Regions from separate parts of the Homo sapiens genome. Here all the other regions are linked to region 2. A link is a loop called in an ENCODE intact Hi-C map of the cell type or tissue named here. Cell type or tissue: psoas muscle. All regions are shown on one strand.

Evidence for each region. A loop is a pair of places that touch in the nucleus more often than their neighbours do. Peaks named below come from ENCODE experiments on the same cell type or tissue, not always from the same donor. Only the 100,000 strongest peaks of a DNase experiment are listed, where the experiment ranks them.
Region 1: it touches region 2 in a loop (3-fold over the local background); 89 of 110 quality-filtered maps call a loop at or near these places.
Region 3: a loop joins it to region 2, with 11 times the contacts of the local background. A loop is called at or near these places in 89 of 110 quality-filtered maps.

The regions. Positions count from the first base shown.
Region 1 is chr14:56,463,633-56,466,132 of GRCh38, reverse strand. No RefSeq gene overlaps it. Among named protein-coding and RNA genes, the nearest start is that of TMEM260, 110 kb to the left of the region's middle. In psoas muscle, no CTCF peak of the experiment used is centred here; no DNase peak of the experiment used is centred here.
Region 2 is chr14:55,706,068-55,708,567 of GRCh38, reverse strand. No RefSeq gene overlaps it. Among named protein-coding and RNA genes, the nearest start is that of LINC00520, 89 kb to the left of the region's middle. In psoas muscle, a CTCF peak has its summit at 1,067 (motif pointing left); no DNase peak of the experiment used is centred here; H3K27ac peaks cover 682 bases.
Region 3 is chr14:56,473,284-56,475,783 of GRCh38, reverse strand. No RefSeq gene overlaps it. Among named protein-coding and RNA genes, the nearest start is that of TMEM260, 110 kb to the left of the region's middle. In psoas muscle, a CTCF peak has its summit at 1,163 (motif pointing right); no DNase peak of the experiment used is centred here.

The DNA of each region.
Region 1 (2,500 bases), 760 kb before region 2:
AGCAGCAGGAAAAAATTCAAAATTAAATATTCAGTATGAGTTTTCCTCAAGATTATTCACTCCATGGAAGGATCTTCCTCTGTAGTTTTAGGGCGTTCTTCCAATGGAAACATCGCTCTTCTCTCACATTTTCTAAGTCCCTCAGGGACCCCAAACATCCTCCCTTTAGAGAAGCTAAGGAAAAATTCTCCAATCCTTTTTACTTTATTACACAGACCAATTTATCTCTTTTCATTTTAATATTCTTTTCCCAGGTCATGCCCAGGGAACTTTGCCTTGCATGACCAGAATGAGCCACTAAATAATGAATTTCATCATGACCCTTGAAGGTGGAAGGAGTATTGATTGCTCCTCTCCCCACTTTTAAATATAAAAAGTTTCTTTCCATTCTATTCAAACTTGAATTATTAATAGGACTCTAGTATTTAAGACAATACAGCATCACTCACATCTTTCTGGGTTTGTGTTCATAACTCTTAGTCAGCAAACTGGCCTTTTGCATTCTGGCTAACTTAGAAAAGTCATCTTAGACAGGACAATGTCTTTTCACTTTGTTTCCTCTTCCCATGCATCTCCTCCCACTCCCACCCCATCCATCTTTTCCTCTGATAGTGAATTTAGAATGTCTCAGTTCAAAGCTTAGGCAAGTTGTAGGCAATTTTAAACCCATCTGGGCTTTGAGCATGTTGAAAAACAGGCAACATTTTTGTTTCACAGAAACTCATTTTTTGGCTTCTTACATTGACTGAGAAAACTGACTTTTAATCAGCATTATCAGTTGACCATTTGTGACTTGTGTTTGTGGGCTTTGAGAAGCCGATTAGTATTGAAGTATAATTTTCACAAGGTTAAAGACATGACTCATGCAAAAACAAAGTCAGTATACACTAAAGAGCTGCTTATTTCATTAATGAGAGACCCAGTAGGATACTAAAACTGGTTCAAAGAAATGTGAGAGAAACAGATGTATTTGTAGTCACTGAAAGAAGTAACTCTAGAATTAATTATTAAATTACACACAAAATTGGTTAATGTCATACAGGACAATAAAACTTAGACCTTTGGGTTGTAATCCTTTTTACCAGGCAGAAATCATTTCTGTCTCTACGGGCAAAATTCCTTTGTATTGCTATAAGAATCATTTGCAATGCTCTAAGTTTATCACAAATTAATATTGACAAATCAATCGTAAAAGGTCAAAGGTAGATATCATATTGTTACCCACGTAATGGGTGGATTTGATCACTTGATGGGCATCAACCCAATGACCACAGGCAAGAAAGATTTAGCAAAGGGATTTTGTTACTTGTAACAAGTAAGGAGAACACAGGAGATAATTCCCAAAGCAGTGCCTCTCTGAGCTGGGAGCTGGGTCAGGTTTTATAAGCATAGGGTAATGAGGCATAATCTGATTGGATCTTGCAATGAGGTGATGCCAGGAGGCATGATGTGACTGGATCCTGTCATGGGGTGACACCAAAACTCTACTGATTGGATCCTGGATCCTGCCATGTGGTGTCCACTTCTAAATTCAGTTCCTGCTCTTCTGTCGGGGTACTTAGGGTCTCCCTGTGATTGCAGGATTGGTTCTTCTGGGCATGCTCAGGCCACGTGATCTGAGGGTCCATGACAACTGAAAAACATCTCATAACTTTGTTATGTAAAAGTTGAATCAGACTGGTCTGGTGCAGCTACAATATCCCTAGAGAATCAGGCAGTCCTTAGGTGTGTCTATTAGACATTGCTCCAGTGTGACATAGAAAAGATATGTAGCCATCCTTTTCTCTATTTCCAAGTTTTGAATTTTTTTCTTACTTTTAGAAGAACAACTGTGTTTTTCTCTCAACTTCTCTAGGTATACCAATCAAATGTTTTGCTCAATCATGATTTCTATAATAAAGTCTATTACCTTAGAGAACAACATACCTAATGCACTTCTGAATTTTAACCCTTCCCTACCCCTTCAAAATCCTCTCTTATTTAGAATAACCTATTAATGGGTTAAGTGCACTTACTTTATTTCTTATAATAAGATATTTATATACATAGAGAAAATGGAATAATGCTGACCATGATTTCTGCAGCATGACATGTAACATGACTGGACACTGGGCTAAAGGCATCATAATTATGCTTTAATCAGAGATACATAGACTCACTTATTTTCTCTCCATTAATTTTGACATATTCAACTAAAGCTATAAAACCGTAAGAATAGTTGACACTTAGTTCTTTCAGGTGATAGGCATTACTTTAAATGTGTTAAAGGGAGGAAGGCATAAAACATATCAGGAGAAGGAGAAGGCAGTCTCCCGACTGCCTATCTTCTGATGGTCTGTTGAGCACTATACAGCAAATCCACAGTCCTGAATTAGCAACTGACTTCTACACTTGTGCACGTGAGCTGTGCCCACTTCCGTGACTGCCTGAATGCTTCCCAGCAGACCCCCCATGGATACTGCTCTGTGACATGAATGGGATATTTCTACCAGTTCCTACT
Region 2 (2,500 bases):
CATCTAGTCTATGGTAATTAGTTATAGCAGCCCTAATGAGCTAAGACACAACCCCATACAGCTTTGGTTTCCAGGGAAGCCACAGCAGAATCTACTTTGGCTGGCAGATCACTTGCACCTGGTGGAACAGTGCAGACACTACCAGAGAGGGCTTCTTTATGAGAACCTTGGGACTGACCCACAGAAATACATGAAATGGAAAAGAAGATGAACTATTTAGATAACTCTACATGAACAGCCTAGGCCGATTAATTTAGGCTACAAAATAAATAGTCCTTTGCCTGGGAAGTAGACATGGAAGTTATAATGATCCCTGAAACAAAGGCTCAGTGGGGTCCTCCTGTGTCTCAAGGCCAACTAGCTAGTAAGTAGTACTCACAGGACCTGAACTCCTAGTCCAACATCCTCTCCACCTAGCAGAAAGGAAATGAAGGCAGATGTGGAATTCCAGAAGGATGGAAAGAGAAGTCAACATCGCCACAGTAAGAAAAGTGTGGATGAGAATGATGTAGGAAGAGTCAGAATGGTCTGCATACGAGAGCCAAGAAGGTCACCTCAGGAACCCCAAGACTGAGGAAGAGATTCCATGGAAGCCAAAGGTACCCCAGGGCAGCACCGTTAAGGGACAGGAGAGATCAGGAACATGCCCTACTGGCTCTGCCTCAGATGACCAACAAACACGGTCCATAGTCAAATGGAATGGGGAGAATAAAGGAAAAACTGCACCTCAACGAAAGCAGAAATGATCACAGGCAGAATCACAGTGGGGAAAGAAGGCAAGAAGCAGGAACAATGAAACAAAAGTCGATGTCAGGCCTTTGTTGGGCAATACCCACTATTCATAAGTATTTGTGATAGACGAAGATGCCCTCAGGGAAACACTTCAACAAAAGCACAAGATCAAACCTTGACGGGAATGGCTGCCAGTCCCTAATACAAACCTTTGCTTATTTATTTTAAATCTCTGAGCATCACTTACAGGAAAAATAAACTTTCCTTCCAAAACTAAGTTTGCTTATATGCATTGTCTATTGCCTCCCCCTAGTGATTGGATATGTGAAATGCCATAAGAATCTATTGGCAGAGCTGGAGAAATTAAGTGACCGCGATGATGGTGATGACAATGACGATGATGATGATGATGATGCCTTTTTATACTTGAACAGTACTGCATGCTCCTCAAAGTGCTTTCACACAGGTAATTTCATGTATCTGGATAACTACTTTGTAAAATAGACAATATGGATTCCACTTCCAAATCATCTCACACTGACATTGCTTTGGAGCCTATTAATCAAAATCCGAGACAGAAAACTACCTAGGGATTTGGAGTCAGACCTACATTTGTAGCCTGGTGCCACCATGCACCCCTTTGTGATTTCGAGCCAGTGGCTTAAACCATGAGCCTCCATTTCCATATGTGTAAAAGGGGTTGAGACTGTATATATCATAGAGATACAATAACCACTATATGAATCATTCAGTACTGGCTTGAGCACTGTGCCTGGTGTGAGGTAAGACCTTTTAAAATGTCATGGTGGTGGTTGTTGTTGCTGCTGCTGCTGCTGCTGCTTGTTAATGGCATCTTTTAGGAGTGGTCTTTCACTTCCTCAGGATCACATTTATGATTTCTGAGCCTGCTGGGAGACAATTCTTCCTTGTATCTAACTGAAAAACATGTACTTTACTTAAATCTACTTTCAACCAGATGCAGGAGCTTGTGCCTGTAATCCCAGTGCTTTGGGAGGCTGAGGCAGGAGGATCGCTTAAGGCCAGGAGTTCAAGTCTGCAGTGAACCATGATCACACCACTGCACTACAGCCTGGGTGACAGAGCAAGACCCTGTCTCAGAAAAAAAAAAAAAAAATCTACTTCTCTTTCTCAATTTTCCTTATTTTCCAGTTATTTTTCCCTCCTTGGCCTGGCTTATGACCTGTCTTAGGGTTCATTTCTAAAGCAGAAGAACCTTGGCCTGACAAGAAGTGCAAAATTGCAGGGTGTCCTTTCCAGATGCTCCTTCAGATGCTATAAAGTCTGCCTGTCCAGCCTAGGAACCCTGGGAGCTAAGTGCAATCAGAAGAGCACATTAGACCAGGCGTTGCTCAGAACAATTCTCTTCCTCAAAGACTTTATCCCTGGTGGTTAAAGAGGAACTAGTGGTCATAAGAAAGTGTGGAAAAATCAGATAGGGAGCTTTTTAAGACTCTAAATCTGGCTTATTATCAGTGAGCAAGCTTATGAAGCACACATGCACCTGAGTGCATGCGCACACACACACACACAGAGGTTCACAGCAATTATGGGCTTATGAGATCTGCCTGGGGATAGCGAAAAGTAATTCCTGAAGTCAGCTACCAAAAATAGCTCCAGCACCTGGGCTTAGCAGACGTCAGGATGAAAAGCAAACAGCTTATTCTTGAGCAAACACTTTTGACACAACCACAAGTCACCCAGGCAGCCCTCATCGCAGGTGCTGGCCTGTCTCCACTTCATGGAGGAG
Region 3 (2,500 bases), 770 kb before region 2:
TGAGTACTGTGGGAGATCCTAAGATTGAAATACAATTTTTTTGCAACTAGGGCCTTATAATTTTAATGGAGAACCAAAATATAAAGATATGTATGTATGTGTGTATATGTGTGTGTATATATATATATACACACATATATGTATATATATACATATATATACATATATATGTATATATATACATATATACATATATATGTATATATATACACATATATGTGTATATATATACATATATATGTATGTGTATATATATACATATATATATATGTGTGTGTATATATATATATATATATATTTTTTTTTTTTTTTTTTTCTTTTTTGAGACAGAGTCTTACTTTGTTGCCCAGGCTGGAGTGCAGCAGTGTGATCTCGGCTCACTGCAACCTCCATCTCCACCTCCTGGGCTCAGGTAATCCTTCCACCTCATCCTCTCAAGTAGCTGGGATTACAGAGATGCGCCACCACGTCTGGCTAATTTTTGTATTTTTTTGTAGACAACTATTAGCGTGCTTTTGCCATGTTAGCCAAGCTGGTCCTGAACTCCTGGCCTCAAGTGATCTGCCCGCTTTGGCCTTCCAAAGTGCTGGGATTACAGGCATTAGCCACCATTCCCGGCCTGTATTTATATATTTTAAGGGATTAAGATAGCAATGAAAAGTAATTTTCATGGGCCTTCCAGGGAAGGGGAGGGTGAGAGGAAAGAAGAGAGGAGAGAGAGAGACAAAGTTTGGGGTAGGTGTCCACAAGCAAGTAGGAACTTAGAGTCTTCCTGAAGTCATCTACTTTGCAGGGGAAGGGTCTTAATAATGATAATGTTAATAATAATAACTAATGTCTATTTGGTGTCTGTACACTGCACGTCCTGATATTAAATTGTTGTTCACTTACTGTTCGCTTAGAATATTCACATAAAAAAATATTTATTAAGCTTTACCATGGTGCTGGGATACAGAAGAAAGAGTGGATAGAAGATAGCTATGCAAATAAAGAAAGAAACATATAATAGAAGTAGGCACCGAGTGTGGCCATGTATTTCCTCTTAAGTGGCAACACGTTCTTGCATTTTTACACAAAGCTAGAACTCATTGATACTCAGAGGCTGTAATGAGAATTTCTACGGAATGTAGCTTTTATCTCTGCAGTATTAACTTTGGTCAAAAGATGGCAGCAAAGTTCAGCTAGCTCTTCGGAAACCACTTCTCAAAAGTGAGGGGAGAAGGGAGTAACTATTCACATCTTTTACAGGTTAATGGGCAAGTTGGGGAAAGGTTGTCTTGCCGCCTACACATGAAATTGTTTTCGAATTGTATATCACAATATTTATTAAACATTAAAATATCACAAGTTCAATGTAAGCCAGGTTATAATATTCAAATTATATTTATTCATTCACTTGTTAATTTACAAATGTAAATATTCATTAATTTCCCAAATGTTTTAGTACCTGCTAGGCATTAGCACTACACTGAGAGCTGATGATACTTGTCGACCAGAATATACACAGTTCCAGCTCTCATTGAACATAGGGCCTAGAGTGGGAATGATATTAAAAAGATAAATAAAGAAATGAACTTGTAATTAATTATTCATAGAATGTAATTACCTGTGGTAATTATATTGTATTTTTTCAGTTTCCTAGTACTTGAGAGTAACAGAAAATACTCAAGCATTTATTTTTCAATTGCTTGACTAATTATTCAGTTGCCTAGGACAGTACCTGGCACAAAGTAGGTGCTTAGTAAAGAGCTGTTAAGTGAGTGAAGGAGTGTAATTACAAATCTGAGATACACATGTCCAGAACATGACTGGAGACAAGTTTCTAATGAAGGAACATGACCTGGGTCTGGGAAAGTGATGTAGGTCTGAAGGATGAGTAGGAGGTAACTAGATGGCTGTGTATGTGTGTGGATTGGAGGTGGGGAGTCTCTGGGCATACAGTAGACCATGAGTAAAGGCCCTGTGACGATGGTGGTTGTGGGGTAGGGAGGGGGTGGAGAGGAGGCATGGGAACATGTCTTGCTACAGGGAACTAAAAGACCAGTGCGGCCTCAGCACAGGGAGTCAGGGGGTTGAACAGTGATGCACAACATAGACTTTGGTGTAAAGAATGAGTAGGAGAGGGACGAGAGTGGATTTGGGTAGAACAGGTGGGAAGCTGTTGCAGTCCAGGTGAGAGATGGTGGTAGCTTAGACTAGGGGGTGGGCTAATGGAGTGGGAAGTTGTCAAAGTCACCCGATGGGAGCACATGATTATATACAGACTATAGAGTGTGAGGGAGAGAGGAGCTCCAAGGATTACTGACTTGTGCAATGGGGTGTGGTAGAAAGGAAATTCTGGAGGAAAACCAATTTGGGGGAGGAGGGAAGATCCTAAGTTCTATCTGAAACATTCTGAGAATTTGAGACATCCTAGTAGAAATATTAAGTCCATAATTACATTGAAGGGACAGAGCACAGAGAGGTCTGGAGTGGAAATTGATTTGGGAGCCATTGGCAT